Regions from separate parts of the Homo sapiens genome. Here all the other regions are linked to region 2. A link is a contact called in ENCODE Hi-C or POLR2A ChIA-PET data. All regions are on one chromosome and are shown on one strand. Each heading gives the region's core, a stretch centred on a gene start or an enhancer-like site at or near the end of the contact. The rest is flanking DNA. Distances are from core to core; before and after follow the strand shown.

Region 1 (3,822 bases), core at 1,032-3,531, 1.7 Mb after region 2:
AAGTGGACGGCTCCCTGGGCAACCCTTCCTCAGGTCATACCTACCTTTTCTCCCGATCCACGGATTTCATTGAATTTTTGTGTGTTAAAAATAACTGGCAGGGTGCAGTGGCTCACGCCTGTAATCCAGCACTTTGGGAGGCCGAGGCAGGTGGATCACCTGAGGTCAGGAGTTTGAGACCAACCTGGCCAACATGGTGAAACCTGAAACCCCGTCTCTACTAAAAATACAAACATTAGCCGGGCGTGGTGGCGAGCGCCTGTAATCCCAGCTACTAGGGAGGCTGAGGCAGGAGAATCACTTGAACCCGGGAGGCAGAGGTTGCAGGGAGCCGAGATCGCGCCATTGCACTCCAGCCTGGGTAACAAGAGCGAAACTCCCTCTCAAAAACAAAAAATAATAGTAATAATCAGAAACTGAAAGCAGACGTCTCTTTTGCCCATGGCCAGCTCACGGTGGGGGGCCTCTGGGGAGCTGGGTCTAGCAGTGCTTCACCTAAGAGGTCAAAGGGCTCCCCCTCCCCACGGGCCTGAGTCCCTTTGCCATCGGCAGCTCCCCTCCTGCCCCGGCACCTGGCCTGGCCTCTTGTTATCAGATCTCTGTTGATGAACTAGAGCAGCAACCCCAGGGCTGGGATAGCCACAGCCCTACCCAGGCAGCTGCCTGTGTTCCCATTGATCTCCCATCACATCCCATTACCGTCACTGCCGCACACATGCCTCTGAGTGCCCGCTTTGGGCGAGCGGAGTGGGGCTTGCAGCTCCTTTTGCTTGAGGCCTCTGGGTCTTCTAACCTTGAAGGTGACCTCCAAACTAGGCAAAGAGAACGGTCCCCTCCAGCAGACAAGGGTACCTACCATGCACCTGCCCATTTACACCTGGTGTTTACAAACCCAGCACAGACCTGCTCCCCTGGTGACCATCATTCCTACTTTACAGATGGGGAAACTGAGGCTCAGGGGGGTCTCACATCTGGGAACAGAGCTGAGATCTGAAGACAGAAACCTCCAGCTGGGCACAGTGGCTCACACCTCTCATCCCAGCACTTTGGGAGGCCGAGGTGGGAGGATCACTTGAAGCCAGGTGTTCAAGATCAGCCGGGGAAACATAGTGAGACCTTGTCTTTGCAAAAAAAAGTTTAATTGGCCAGCGTGGTGACACACACTGTAGTCCTTGCTACTCAGGAGGCTGAGGTGGGAGGATCACTTGAGCACGGGAGTTGAAGGCTACAGTAATCCGTGATGGTACAATCCAGCCTGAGCCACAGAGTGAGACCCTGTCTCTAAAAGTAACTATAATAATGAACAGGGGAACTTTCGAGGGCTTCTCACGGCCGCCTCAGGGCTTACTTGGTACAAGCTTCACTGAGGTGTGCATCAGGTCCAAGGACAGAGGTCAAGGTCAGACAAAATTCAGGAAGACTGGAGTTCCCAGGTGCTCAGGAGGCAGTGCTGAAAAATGAGAGGGGTGGGGGCCGGACGCAGTGGCTCACGCCTGTAATCCCAGCACTCTGGGAGGTGGAGGCGGGAAGATACCTGAGGTTGGGAGTTTGAGACCAGCCTGGCCAACATAGTGAAACCCCATCTCTACTAAAAATACAAAAAATTAGCTGGGCGTGGTGGTGTGTGCCTGTAGTCCCAGCTACTCAGGAAGCTAAGGCAGGAGACTTGCTTGAACCCGGGAGGCAGAGGTTGCGGTGAGTCCAGATCTCGCCACTGTACTCCAGCCTGGGTGATGAAGTGAGACTCTCTCTCAAAAAAAAAAAAAAAAAAAAGTTTTTAATTAAAAAAAAAACTAAAATTAAAATTTAAAAAAAAAAAAAGAATGAGAAGGGTGGGCCACCAATACTGGTACATATGTGGGGGCTCAGCTCAGAGCCCTGGCCCCTCCTCCCTGCAGACCCAGATATGGAGAGGTTGGTCCTGACTGAGGGTCCCCAGCATGGCCCACTTCCTGCACTGCCCCTGGGGTCAACAAGGCCCCTGGTGCCAACAAGGTCCTCTGCACAGGAGCACCCCAACCTGGGTCCCTGAACTCCTCGGTATCGTCCTTCCCTGGCAGCCCCAAGGCAAGACAGCCGGGGCCCTTGGCAGGAAGCTGGGGCTCACGCTGTGGGCAGGAGCTGCAGCTGCGCCGGGAAGCAGGTGGGTGAGGCGGGGGCGTGGAGGAGAGAGAGGAGAAAGGATTGGGGGCTTTCTGGTTTGTTTGGCTACTAAAATTAGCTGTTTGTGAACAGGGGGCCAAAGGCTCACACCCTCTCCTCTCAGCACAGTCTGCTTTGAAACCCCAGGTGCTTGGCTAAAAATTGTATTGAAAGTTTCCACGCGGCTTGGGGTGACTGGAAATGAGTCTCTGATACAGGATTGTCTTTCTTCCTTATTACATGTCACATTCAGTTCTGATGTTGTTTTGACCGACGCTGTGTGCCCCTCCTAGCTTGTATGATGGGTGGGATACGAACGCAGGTATGAGGCTGTGAAATTGCATTTGCTTCTGTGTGTGTGCGAGACAGGGAGACAGAGAGACAGAAGAGGAAGAGGAGGAGGGACGGAGGAAGGGATGAAGAAGGAGACACAGAGAGGAAGGACCAAGGAAGGGAGAGAGAAGGAGAAGGAGGCAGGGAAGGAGGGAGGGAGAGACAGAAACAGGAAGAGGGGAAACAGAACAGAGAGAAAAAGAGAAACAGAAAGAAACACACACACACAGGCTTTTAGACCACTAGCTGCTTGGCTGTTACCAGCCAAGGCCCAGGTGGACATTAGGTGTCTTGTTTTTTTCTTTTTCCTTTTTCTTTTTCTTTTTGAGAGAAGTTCTTGCTCTGTTACGCAGGCTGGAGTGCAGTGGTATGATCACAGCTCACTGCAGCCTCGACCTCCTGAGCTCAATCTCCTGCCTCAGCCTCCAGAGTAGCTGGGACCACACACACGCACCACCACACCTAGCTAATTTTCTTTCTTTTTTTTTTTTTTAAGAAATAGGGTCTCATTATGTTGCCCAAGCTGGTCTCAAACTCCTGGGCTCAAGCAATCCTCCACCTCAGCCTACCAAAGTGCTGAGATGACAGGTATGAGCCACCACGCCTGGCCTGGGGTCTTGGTGATGGAGTAGCCGGGCCCCCAGATGTGCCATCCCATGTGATTTCACAGTGAGGAGTCCTAGGGTGTCTGTTGGCTGGGAGATGCCCATATTGTGGGATGACGTGGAGCCCCAGGGTTGGAAATGGCCACATCTGAGCTCTCTGACAGCTTTCTGTAAGCCCAGGGAGGTAACGTCACACTAGAAAGGCTGGGTGACGAGCCACAGGAAGTCACTGTGAGGACCCAGTGAGCCCGTGCAAGGGGACCCCCCCACATGCAAGGGGACCCCCACATAGGCACCTCCAGCCCAGCTGTTAAATGGCCAGCCTAGTAGAGCCAGGTCCTCTTGGCATCTCTGCTTGGATTTCCCCAAATTCAGTGTCCAAATCCAAACAAACCGCCGGGTACGGTGACTCACATCTGTAATCCCAGCACTTTGGGAGGCCAAGACAGGCGGACCACCTGAGGTCAGGAGTTTGAGACTAGCTTGGCCAACGTGGTGAAACCCCATCTCTACTAAAAATACAAAAAAAAAAAAAATCAGCCGGGCATGGTGGCAGGCGCCTGTAATCCCAGCTACTCTGGGAGGCTGAGGCAGAAGAATCACTTGAACCCAGAAGGCAGAGATTGCAGTGAGCCGAGATCGTGCCACTGCACTCCAGCCCGGGCTACAGAGGGAGACTCCATTTCAAAAAAATAAATAATTTTTAAAAATAAACCCAACACTTTCTCCCTGGAAAGAGGAA
Region 2 (3,905 bases), core at 980-3,479:
GCCATATATGATAGTGGTCCTCTAAGATTATAATACCGTAAGATTATAATACTATATCTTTACGTTTTTTTTTTTTGAGATGGAGTCTCACTCTGTTGCCCAGGCTGGAGTGCAGTGGCGTGATCTCAGCTCACTGCAAGCTCCGCCTCCTGGGTTCATGCCATTCTCCTGCCTCAGCCTCCCGAGTAGCTGGGACTACAGGCGCCCGCCACCACGCCCGGCTATTTTTTTTGTATTTTTAGTAGAGACGGGGGTTTCACCGTGTTAGCCAGGATGGTCTCGATCTCCTGACCTCGTGATCCGCCAGCCTCGGCCTCCCAAAGTGCTGGGATTACAGGCGTGAGCCACCGCGCCCGGCCTACCTTCTCTTTTCTACGTTTAGATACGTAAATACTTACCATTGTGTTACAATTGCTCATAGTATTCAGCACATTAACATGCTGTTAAAGGTTTGTAGCTTAAGAGCAACAGGCTGTACCATCCAGGTTTGTGGAATTACACACTATGATGTTCACACAAGGATGAAATTGCCTAACAATGTATTTCTCAGAAGGTATCCCCTTTCCCAAGCGATGCATGACTGTATTTAAGATGCGCTGGCAGCGGTGGCTCAGACCTGTAATCCGAGCACTTTGGGAGGCTGAGGTGGGAGGATTGCTTGAGGCCAGGCGTTTGAAACCAGCCTGCGCAATACAGTGAGACTCGTTTCTACAAAAATAAAAAATAAAATAATAAAGGATATTGCTGAGCTGGGTGTGGTGACTCATGCCTGTAATCTCAGCACTTTGGGAGGCTAAGGTGGGAGGATTACTTGAAGCCAGGAGTTCGAAACCAGCCTGGGTAACATGGCAAAACCCTGTCTCCTATAAAGTACATTAATACAAAAATTAGCTGGGCATGGAGGCTCGCGCCTGTAATCCCGGCTACTCGGGAGACTGAAGCAGGAGAATCACTTGACCCCGGAGGCTGAGGCTGCAGTGAGTCATGGCTGTGCCACTGCACTCGAGCCTGGGCAACAGAGTAAGACCCTGTCTCAAGAAAAAAAAAATGTCCCTGGAGTAGATAACTTGAGGAACACTAATTTTACCGAAACAACCGACAATGGCAATGCAATTCTGAGCCTTTGCTATAAAATGGCAGAAAAAGTCAGGAGGAAGTTTGCGTATGTTATTTTTCCCTGCCACTTGCTTTTTAGTCTTTGCAAACCTTTCTCAAATCCTTTTAGAACACGGTATGACATTTCTTTCTGTTTTTAAGCAACAACTATAAGAACTACCACTGACTGAGTGCTTAGGTAACGCCCAATATATTTCACGTAGAATCTCATCAACAGGCCGGGCACCATGGCTCACGCCTGTAATCCTAGCACTTCAGGAGGCTGAGGCGGACGGATGGATTGAGCCCAGGAGTTTGAGACCAGCCTGGGTAACATAGGGAGACCCCTCTTCTCCAAAAAACAACAAACTCTCATAAATCTGTAAGAGGTGACATAGTAAAAACTCTGAAACAACACTCTTTTAATATTTTATCAATTTCCTCCCCATTCGTTTATTTATTTATGCAGCCACTGACCCAGGCATGGTCATCCCTGCTGGGGGCGGACACAGCCCGCGCCCCCAGGTTCGAGGACACCCAATGTTTAGAAAACGGACCCTGCGAATCCCACCGGCCCCACGTGGACTCTCGGAGGCTCCCTCCTCCCTTTGGAGCATTGAAGAACGCGCACAAATCCAGCTTCCACCCGTCACTCGCGCACCCGACATTGGGCAGGCGACCCCACCGCCCCGGAACATCCCGGCGCAGCCGTCGCGAGGAGGCAACCGACCCCGCCGCGCCACCGGAAGGCGCCTCGCGGCGAGTTGTGCGCACGCGCAATGTGCAACGCCGCGCCGCCAGCGGGCGCTGCGGCCAGGCTCGCGTGGTGGGGGAGGGGAGCTGCCGCGCCGGGGCCGGACCACGTGCGCACCACGTGGCGCCCCGGCAGCCCCGGTGCGCAGTAGGGCGGTCCGGCTGGCCACGCTGCGCAGCCAGCAGTCCCCGAGGGTGGCGGGGCCGGTCTCACAGCCGGCGACCCCGCGCCCGCTGACCTCTGACCTCCGACCCCACTCCCCTTAGGGTTACCCCTCGCCGGCAGCCGCGCCGTGTGTTTATAAACAGAGCTCCCGGCGGGCCCCAAAGCCCGGATCGGCGGATTCACGCGAGGGGAACGGAGCCTTCCGCAAGTCTGCGCCGGCCGCGCATGCGCCTTAAGGTTGCGCCACGCTGCTCCTCCTGCGCTTGCGCAGTGGCGGCGCAGGGCGGGCCGCGAGCAGGGCCCGGGGCGGGGCCGGGCTCTGTGGCCGGGCAGGGGAGGGGCGCGGAGAGGCGCCCTCGCCCTTCCCAGCCCTGCTCCTCGCCTTGCGGAGGGTTCACCTGCTGCGTGTCCTTGCGCAGGCCGGCCACTGGCCTCTGAGCCCGGGCTCTCGCCTGCAAAGTGGGGCCTCTGTGGGTGGTCGTGGAGGTGCAGTGGTGACCTGGATGGAGGGCGGCATCGGGCCCCGCAGTGCCCCCTTGGGCAGCTGCACCCAGCAGCTAAGAGGCCCCCTCGAGACACATCAGTCCTAGGGAGGAGCATACCATGCAGTACGATTTAGCCTTAAAATGGGTGGAGTGCAGTTTATGTTGTGTATATCTATATATCTCTAATTTAAAATTTTTACTTTTATTTTTCAGACAGGGTCTTGTTCTGTTGCCCAGGCTGGAGTGCAATGGTGGCATTACAGCTCACTGCAGTCTCCACCTCCCGGACTCAGGCGTTCCTCCTACCTCAGCCTCCCAAATAGCTGAGACCACAGGCAGGCATCACCACACCCAGCTAATTTTTTTTTTCTTTTTTGAGACGCAGTCTTGCTTTGTTGCCCAGGCTGGAGTGCAGTGGTACGATCTCGGCTGACTGCAGCCTCTGCCTCACGGGTTCAAGCGATTCTCCTGCCTCAGCCTCCTGAGGAGCTAGGATTACAGGCGTGCACTAACACGCCCAGCTAATTTTTTTGTATTTTTAGTAGAGACGGGGTTTCACCATGTTGGCCAGGCTAATCTCGAACTTCTGACCTCAGGTGATCTGCCTGCCTCGGCCTCCCAAAGTGCTGGGATTATAGGCGTAAGCCACCGTGCCTGGCTATGTTTTTTTCTATTTTTGGCAGAGATTAGGTCTTGCTATGTTGCCCAGGCTGGTCTTGAACACCTGGGCTTAAGCGATCTTCTCACCTTAGCCTCCCAAAGTTTTGGGATTACAGATGTGAGCCACCTTGCCTGACCTATATTTTTAATTTAAAAATTTTTAATTGTTAATTTTTATGGGTACATAGTAGGTGTATAGATTTATGGGACACATGAGATCTTTGTATTATAATTACATTAGGGTAAATGGGGTTTCCATCACCCCCAGCATTCATCATTTCTGTGTGATGAACATTCCAATTGCACTCTCTTGGTTATTCTAAAATGTACAGCAAATTAGTGCTGACTGTGGTCACCCTGCTGTGCTAGAAAATTCTAGATCTTACTTATGTATCTAACTATATTTTTGTACCCAGCAACCATCCCCTTTTCCTAGTCCCCCCCACTACCCTAATGTTTTGTATATTTTATCACAACTTTATTTTATTATTATTATTTTTTGAGACAGAGTTTCGCTGTGTTGCCCAGGCTGAAGTGCAGTGGCCTGATCTCAGCTCACTGCAACCTCTGCCCCCTGGGTTCAAGCGATTCCCATGTCTCAGCGTCCCAAGGAGCTGGATTACAGGCCACGCGAGGCTAATTTTGGTATTTTTAGTAGAGACAGGGTTTCACCATCTTGGCCAGGCTGGTCTTGAACTCCTGACTTCAGGTGATCCACCTGCTTTGGCCTCCCAAAGTGCTGGGAT
Region 3 (3,854 bases), core at 112-2,611, 1.5 Mb after region 2:
CTGGGACTATAGGTGTTCACCACCATGCCTGGCTAGTTTTTTAATTTTAATAGAGATGAGGTCTCATTATGTTACCCAGACTGATTTCAAACACCCAGGCTCAAGTGATCCTCCCACCTCAGCCTTCCAAAGTGCTGCCATTACAGGTATGAGCCACCACACCTGGCCAACCTTCTCCTCTTATCTGTGGGAAACCTTGGGGCATTACTGAAGAAAAAATTGTGATGTCCAAATCCTGCACTGTACCCCAGTGCAAGGTGGTAGGTGTTGAAGTAGAAAATGATAAGACGTAAATCGTCAGCAAAAGCCAAAGAGAGAGGTAAAAAATGTATGAGCACTAAATGAATTGATTTTCATAAAATTAGCGTTATACTGTATAATAATGTTTCCCAATATAAAGTCTTTTTCATATTAATATTTATAACATTGTAAAGATTAAATCATACCTTTGTGATTATTTTAATTTTTTTTAACCTTATTCTGTTCCAAAGATAAAGCTTGGTTGTGTTTTTTGTGTGTGTGGGGGGGGGGTTTGGGTTTTTTTTGGCCTTTATCTTTAGAATGTTCTAGTGACATTCTGAATTCTTCCAACAGGGCGATATTGTTATTTTAATAATGGTTATGCACAACACATATAGGAATCTGTCATGGAGTTGGTGGGAATGAAAAGGCTACTTAGATACCCAGCTTGAAAAGCTTTCATGTTTTTATGTTTAATTTGCAACAATCTTCCTTCTTTGCACAGGAGGTGATACATTACTGAAATAGGAGATCAGGCCAGGTGCGGTGCCTCACGCCTATAATCCCCACACTTTGGGCAGCCAACGTGGGAGGATCACTTGAGCTTCAGAGTTTGAGACCAGCCTGAGCCACATAGCAAGACCCCCCTTTTCTACAAAAAAAAAAAAAAAAATTAAAAATTAGCCGAGCATGGTGGCATGCATCTGTGGTCTCAGCTACTCAGGAGGCTAAGGCAGGAGGATTGCTTGAGCCCGGGAGGTAGAGGCTGCAGTGAGCTATGATTGAACCACTGCACTCCAGCGTGGGCAACAGAGCAAGACCTTGCTCTAAAAAATTAAAAAAAAAAAAATAGGAAGGAAGAAAATAGGAAATCAACCAATGCAGCTCTCACCACCTCCTACATCCGGTTCTGGGGTTCTGGGTGGTGGGGCGCCTGCGTCCTGCTGTAGGGTCAGGACAAACAGGCATGGCTGCACAGCTGTGCTCCCCCTGGCTGGCTCCCGCAGGCTCCCAATGCCTTTGGGAGGTCAGCCTCTCAAGCTGAGTGCCCAGAAACTACACAAACCCCAACAGGCCGTGCAGGAAATGAGACCCACAGCCACGTCACCAGCCTCATTTTTGCAAGCTGATGGAGGTGGGGAAACCCTACCCTTCTTCCTTTAGCAGCAATAGCTTTTCTTTTTTTTTTTTTTATCATGCTTTTTTTTTCATACTTACCAATATTTTTAAGTTTGAGCTTCATTTCAAATTTTTGACCTGAGTAATGATGCCATGCACACAGTTTGCCCAATCTTTCCCCAGCTACCTCTTGGGTCCTATATTAGTATGCTGGGCCTGCCACGACAAAGTACCACAAACAGGGCAACTTAAACAACAGAAATGTATGGCCTCATGGGGCTGGAGGCCAGAGGTCCAAGATCAAGGTGTTGGTAGGGTTGGTTCCTTCTGGGGGCAGAGAACCTGCCCCAGGCCTCTCCCCAGCTCCCGGTGGTTCTCCACAATCTGCAGTGATCCTCGACTTGTAGACGCATCCCTCTGATCTCCACCTTCATCCTCACGTGTGCTCTCCTGTGTGTCTGTGTCCAAATTTCCCTTTTCATGAAGACACTAGTCATCTTGGTTTAGGGCCCACCCTAAGAACCTCATCTTGACTTGATTATCTGCAAAGACCCTGTTTCCAAATAAGATGGCATTTGCAGGCATTGGGGGTTAGGACATGATCTTTTGGAGGTTTAACATCGTTTGTGGGGACATGATTTAGCCCTGACAGGCGCCCTCCTTGCCTGGGTCTCTTCCGTCACCACCCAGTGCAGGCCGTGAGCTCGCTCCATCTGACTTAGAGAGCCCATCCCCTCCTCCACTCTGTACTGTCTCTGATCCCTTCTCCTGCCGGAGGGTGGAGGGGTGGGTGCCCCAGGAAGCAGACTCAGAGAGGGAGGAGACTGTGCAGGAGATCTGTCAAGGGGTTCTCTTAGGACTGGCATCCGGGGAAGGGAAAAGTACAGAATTAGGCAGGAAGGATATTGAGCTTTGAGGCAGCCTCCGTGAAGGCTTCAGACAACCCTGAAGGGAATCTGGAAATGGGGTGGGGAGACCCTCAGAGCTGAGTCTGGGCCTTTTTACCCCTCGTTGATCATGCATCAGCTGCTGGCTGTCCTGGAATGGAGTATGCCTCAGAGCCAGCACGTTCCCCACAGCCACTATCCCTGAAGGATGGGGAGCCGGGACTTTCTGCCAGCAGCCCTCCCACCACCCAGGGACTAGGCCTTCATTTCTGCAGGGCCATGTGGTGGGGGCAGTCCAGCCCCCTGCGAGCAGCCAGGGTGGCCTTTATTTTTATTTTTTTAAGATAGGGTTTCTCTCTTGTCGCCCAGGCTGGAGTGCAGGGGCAGGATTGTAGCTCACTGAAGCCTTGAACTCCCGGGTTCAAGCAATTCTCCCACCTCAGCCTCCTGAGTAGCTGGGACTACAGGTGTGTACCTTCACGCCTGGCTAATTATTTTTTGTAGAGCTGGGGTCTCACTGTTTTGCCCAGACTGTTCTCGAACTCATGGCCTCAAGTGATTCTCCTGACTCAGCTTCCCAAAGTGCTGGGATTACAGGCATGAGCCACCAGGCATGCCCCAGCTGGTCTTTCTAAAACACAAATTTGACCAAGTTACTCCCTTTACATCCTTCAGGGGTTCCCATTACTCTTAGGATAAAGACTAAAGTGTCTTAACTTGACCCTCCAAGCCTGGCCCTTGCCCCCTCCACATCTCTTCTTGCCCTGCGCCCCTCCCTTTCCACTCTGACCTCCTGCTTGCCATGAGCCCCCTGCCACAGGGCCTTTGCAAATGCTCATTCCCCAGCCTGGATGGCTTTTTTTTTTTTTTTTTTTTAAAAACCTAATTGACTCTCTCTCATCTTTTGGGCCACTTCCTCAGAGAAGCTCCCCTCCTTTTGAGCGAGTCCAACCCTCCTACTGTAGACTGTGAGAACACTGTGTAACTCTTCTTTGTAGAAATTTGTGGCTGGGTGTGGTGGCTTACATCTGTAATCCCCGTACTTTAGGAGGCTGAGGTGGGAGGATCCCTTGAGTCCAAGACCAGCCGGGACACAGGGAGACCCCTTCTCTACAGAAAACAATCTTTTAGTGGCACACACCTGTGGTCCCAGCTATTCAAAAGGCTGAAATGGGAGCATCACTTGGTCCAGGAGTTAGAAGCTGCAATAAGCTCTGATCAAGTCACTGTACTGCAGCCTGGGCAACTGAGTGAGACCCTGTCTCAAAAGATAAATACATTTGTGAGGTTTTGTTTTGTTTTTTGTTTTTTTTTTTTTTAAACAAGTTCTTGCTCTGTTTCCCAGGCTGAAGTGCAATGGCACCATCATAGTTCACTGCAGCCTCAACCTCTTGGGCTCAAGGGATCCTCCCACCCCAGACTCCTGAGACTCTGGGACTACAGGTCCACACCACTACGCCTGGATAATTTTTTTTTTTTTTAAGAGACAGGGTTTTGCCATGTTGCCCAGGCTGGTCTCAAACTCCTGAGCTCAAGTGATCCACCCACCTCAGCCTCCCAAAGCACTGGGATCGTAGGCGTGAGCCACAGCACCCGGCCTAAATTGAT
Region 4 (4,355 bases), core at 45-2,544, 1.7 Mb after region 2:
AAGGAGCTTCCCAAAGAGACAGTAGGACTGGGGACCCCAAAGGGGAAGTTCCCCTCCCCCCGGGATCCCTGAAAGGGATCCGAGTAGATTCCTCAATTCCTGGTGAAACACTCGGGAATTTCTTAAGTCCTGCGGGCTTGAAGACCCTCGGCAGCCCCTTGGTAACTTTTGCTTGCAAGAGACTACAGCCTTTTTGGGGCTTCGCTGACTTAAGTGGTTTGAAAGCATCAGCTGGTCCTCAGAGACCTCCTTTAAAATGCAAAACAGAATAATAGGCTCTTAGTGTCTCTAGTTCACATACCGCGTAACGTCCGTCTGACAGCCCTGAGTGCAGAGATTTCGGGGTGACCCCCAGCCGTCACTGCCCGGCAGGTGGAGCCCCACCTGCAATATGCTCCTGTCACCTTAAATCCTGGCTTCCTAAGTGGGCTCCTTCATAGCTCCCTGCACACAGGGAAGAAGAGACAGATGATCAGAGAGCAGCCAGTTACCCCCTCTTCGATGCTAAGGAAACGCATTCTTAACAACCTCATGTCCATACTGATCGACCGTTTCTGGGTGCAGTTTTCACAGGTGCCTTATTTCATTATTGGTGATTGTATCATTTGGCACAAACGTAAGAAAGACTTCCCTGTTTGCATCTCATTTGTCGTCTTGCAGTTACACGGCGGGAGGGTACAGATGATCTCTGAGCCTGCAGAATCCCAGGGTCTTCTCACTGTTGCTGGGGAGCGTATTTCCGTCACCACTGTGGTGGGGGAGGCAGAAACCACTGGAAAAACGTGGCCTCATGTTTGCTGGTCTTGGATTGTAGTAGATAAAGTGCAAAGAAATGGCCACCCCAGGCTCCAAGCCCGACAAATTTATCTAAAGACGTTTTTACACAATAGAGGCATTAACAGAGAGGGTGGGGGCACACCACGAGAGTCTGCCCCCTTAGAAGAAGAAAAATCGGTGCATTTCGAGATGTGTTTGGCTCCTCTTACCTTGCACGGATAGGCGGAAAGTGTGAGTCTGAGTATTTGTAAGTTTCAAGATCACTGATGGGCTGGAAACAGGTGAGCCGGCCTCCGGGAAATTACCCAAGTTCTTCAGCAAGTTGCCTGCAGTCCTGGGAGCTCTCAGGAGAAGGGGCGTGACCAGAGCTGGTTGCAGCACCCCCACCCCCTGGCCGGACCGCCCTCTCGCTTTCTCAGCCTGCACCCGGTGCCCGCGCCACCCCCACCGTCTCCTCCCTCCGAGTTGCCGTTCTTCATTTCTCTTTCCTTTTCTCAGCTCTGCACCTGTGGGTACAACGTAAAACCCTGAGTTCTTGTTCCCTTTTCTGTCACAAGGCCTCTGTCCCGCCGTCCCCTCTTCTCCCACTCACCTCACCCTCTTTCTCCACCTCTGCTTCTATCTTGTCCTTTCCTTGACCCTGCCTCCTGTAAGTGCAGATCACAATGTCAGGAGATGGAGACCATCCTGGCCAACACGGTGAAACCCCGTCTCTACTAAAAATACAAAAATTAGGGCACGGTGGCGGGTGCCTGTAATCTCAGCTACTCAGGAGGCTGAGGCAGCAGAATCGCTTGAGCCCAGGAGGCAGAGGTTTTAGTGAGCCAAGATCGCGCCACTGCACTCCAGCCTGGCGACAGAGTGAGACTCTGTCTCAGAAAAAAAAAAAAAAGGCCAGGCACGGTGGCTTACGCCTGTAATCCCACCACTTTGGGAGGCCGAGGCAGGTGGATCGCGAGATCAGGAGATTGAGACCATCCTGGCTAACACGGTGAAACTCCGTCTCTACTAAAAATACAAAAAAATTAGCCAGGCATGGTGGTGCACGCCTGTAATCCCAGCTACTTGGGAGGCTGAGGCGAGAGAATCGCTTGAACCCGGGAGGCAGAGGTTGCAGTGAGCCAAGATCACGCCATTGCACTCCAGCCTGGCAACAGAGTGAGATCCATCTCAAAAAAAAAAAAGGCATTCCTGCAATTCCCACGTGGACTGTTGCCTCCCATGACAAGCACACGGCCTCCCTACAGCGCTCAAGTCCCAGCTTCCCCACAACCTGTCTCATCCCTTGGTGTCCCCTCCCCAAGACTGGGAAGTCTCAGGTCTTCACCAGAGATGATCAGAGCTTCCTGCCCAGGCTGTCTGGGGCTTGGAGTCACTGAGGGTTTGGGGCCTAGCCCCTGCTCACCTCGGCTCAAAAAATTGTAGCTGTTTTTATTTTAGTTTAGTTTATTTTTGAGACAGGGTCTTCCTCTGTCACCCAGGCTAGAGTGCAATGGTGTGATCATAGCTCACTGCAGCCTCAAACTCCTGGGTCAAGCAATCCTCCTGCCTCAGTCTCCTGAGTAGCTGAGACTACAGACATACCCCACCACGCCTGCCTAATCTTTTTATTTTTTTGCCCAGATGGGGTCTTGCTATGTTGCCCAGACTGGTCTCAGACTCCTGGGCTCAAGTAATCCTCCTGCCTCAGCCTCCCAAAGTGCTGGGACTACAGGTGTGAGCCACTGCACCCAGCCTGTTGCTATTTATTTATTGAGGTAAGATTCATATAACATAAAAGTCACCATTTTAAAATCAATAACCTGGTGGCGTCTAGTACATTCATAGTGCTATGTAACAACCACCTCTATCCAGCCCCAGGACAGTTTCATCACCCCAAAAGGAAACCTCATCCCCATTAATACCCACCCCCTCCTCCATCCCTGCCTCCCCCCAGTCCCTGGTACCCACGAACCTGCCTTCTGAATCTATGGATTTGCCTATTCTGGGCGTTTCATCTAAATGGCATCTTATGATGTGTGGCCTTTTGTGTCTGGCTTCTTTCACTGAGCTTAGTGTCTGCAAGGCTCATCTGTGCCACAGCAAGCAGCAATGCTTCTTCGTGCCTTTGTATGGATGAATAATATTCCATTCTATGGATAAGATGTCTTTTTTTTTTTTTTTTTTTTTTTGACAGTTTTACTCTGTCGCCCAGACTGGAGTGCAGTAGTGCAATCTCAGCTCACTACAACCTCCGCCTCCCGGATTCAAGTGATTTTCCTGCCTCAGCCTCCCAAGTAACTGGGATTACAGGGGCCTGCCACCACGCCCGGCTGATTTTTGTGATTGTTTGTTTGTTTGTTTGTTTGAGACGGAGCTTTGCTCTTGTCGCCCAGGCTGGAGTGCAGTGGCGCCATCTCGGCTCACTGCAACCTCTGCCTCCCGGGTTCAAGCAATTCTCCTGCCTCGGCCTCCAGAGTAACTGGGATTACAGACACATGCCACCACGACCGGCTAATTTTTGTATTTTTAATAGAGACGGGGTTTCACCGTGTTGGCCAGGCTGGTCTCAAACTCCTGACCTTAAGTGATAGGCCCACCTCCACCTCCCAAAGTTCTGGGATTACAGGCGTGAGCCACCGTGCCTGGCCTGATGTCTTTATTTTAAATGTCGCTGGAGTGAAGGGTTCAGGGCTTCAGGGACTGTGAAGGGAGCGGGGCAGAGAGAAAAGGGCCAGCACCTTGCTCAGCACCAAATGCAGCAAACAAAGCAGACTCCAAGTATCTCAGCCCCTCTCCCTCGTCATCCCATGGAGGAGCTCTGACTTATTGGTGAAGGTGGAGCTCCAAGCCAGCCCTTCCAGGAGGCCGGTTAGAGGAACAGAGCAGTTTCAACCAGCCTTCCCGAGCTGCAGCTTGGCTCTGCTCCTGAGTGTATTATAACAATTAATTACAGCCAGTCCTGGGTTATCTGGAGTAATAGGGGACCCGAATAACACAGAGCTAATTGAAACGTGGGCTGCAGGGGTGGCGGGAACAGAGAGGGCCCCATTCCATGAAAGAGCTGTTTATTTTGTAGTTAATTATAAGTAAAGAGACCCTTTCTGAATCCCCGCTCTCTCTCCGTCTTTCTCCCTCTCAGATGCCCCACATTTAATTGGATGCACAAACCTATTTTGCTCCCAAAATAGTGGTACTCAATTAATGCATTTCAACGCACGAGCTCCCCTGGCATCTTGTTGGCAGAATTCTCCGAGACAGAAAATCCGACTGGTTTGAATTCCGTTTCTGTGCCCACCTAACCTCAGATGGAGACACTCATTGTTATAATAATTGTGATAATAAGAGCACCGGATGTAGGTTTCATGCTTTATTCTTCTAGAAATGCCTCCTGTAAATGGTGATGTTACTGTAAGACACACAGCAGAGGCCAGGCGTGCTGGCTCACGCCTGTAGTCCCAGAACTTTGGGAGGCTGAGGCAGGTGGGTCACTTGAGGTCAGGAGTTCAAGAACAGCCTGGCCAACATGGGGAAACCCTGTCTCTACTAAAAATACGAAAATTAGCCAGGTGTGGTGGTGGGCGTCTGTAATCCCAGCT

The links. Hi-C counts contacts between places; a loop is a spot of excess contacts on that map. ChIA-PET counts read pairs that join two places held with the same protein, here RNA polymerase II (POLR2A). Pooled maps may share reads with other maps.
Region 1: a loop to region 2 is called in a pooled map, with 4 times the contacts of the local background. The contact joins two enhancer-like sites. A Hi-C loop is called at or near these places in 1 of 168 maps with a recorded cell type or tissue (IMR-90) and 4 of 50 pooled maps. POLR2A ChIA-PET finds 5 or more read pairs at or near these places in 1 of 52 experiments (SK-N-SH).
Region 3: a pooled map shows a loop between it and region 2 (4-fold over the local background). The contact joins two enhancer-like sites. A Hi-C loop is called at or near these places in 2 of 50 pooled maps. POLR2A ChIA-PET finds 5 or more read pairs at or near these places in 2 of 52 experiments (activated T-cell and common myeloid progenitor, CD34-positive).
Region 4: a pooled map shows a loop between it and region 2 (8-fold over the local background). The contact joins two enhancer-like sites. A Hi-C loop is called at or near these places in 1 of 37 single-sample maps with no recorded cell type and 4 of 50 pooled maps. POLR2A ChIA-PET finds 5 or more read pairs at or near these places in 2 of 52 experiments (PC-9 and activated naive CD4-positive, alpha-beta T cell).

The regions. Positions count from the first base shown.
Region 1 is chr7:2,893,135-2,896,956 of GRCh38, reverse strand. No RefSeq gene overlaps it. Among named protein-coding and RNA genes, the nearest start is that of CARD11-AS1, 49 kb to the left of the region's middle. RefSeq lists an enhancer at 1-84. Within about 2 kb of position 2,281, at least 5 of the 41 ENCODE cell types and tissues checked have a DNase peak (open chromatin) inside an H3K27ac peak, as active enhancers do.
Region 2 is chr7:4,640,180-4,644,084 of GRCh38, reverse strand. No RefSeq gene overlaps it. Among named protein-coding and RNA genes, the nearest start is that of FOXK1, 40 kb to the left of the region's middle. RefSeq lists silencers at 1,776-2,165, 2,266-2,465. Within about 2 kb of position 2,229, at least 36 of the 41 ENCODE cell types and tissues checked have a DNase peak (open chromatin) inside an H3K27ac peak, as active enhancers do.
Region 3 is chr7:3,090,103-3,093,956 of GRCh38, reverse strand. No RefSeq gene overlaps it. Among named protein-coding and RNA genes, the nearest start is that of CARD11, 48 kb to the right of the region's middle. Within about 2 kb of position 1,361, at least 9 of the 41 ENCODE cell types and tissues checked have a DNase peak (open chromatin) inside an H3K27ac peak, as active enhancers do.
Region 4 is chr7:2,975,475-2,979,829 of GRCh38, reverse strand. The region is part of intron 1 of CARD11 (caspase recruitment domain family member 11); the gene reads left to right. Among named protein-coding and RNA genes, the nearest start is that of CARD11-AS1, 34 kb to the right of the region's middle. RefSeq lists an enhancer at 1-363 and a silencer at 1,097-1,186. Within about 2 kb of position 1,294, at least 6 of the 41 ENCODE cell types and tissues checked have a DNase peak (open chromatin) inside an H3K27ac peak, as active enhancers do.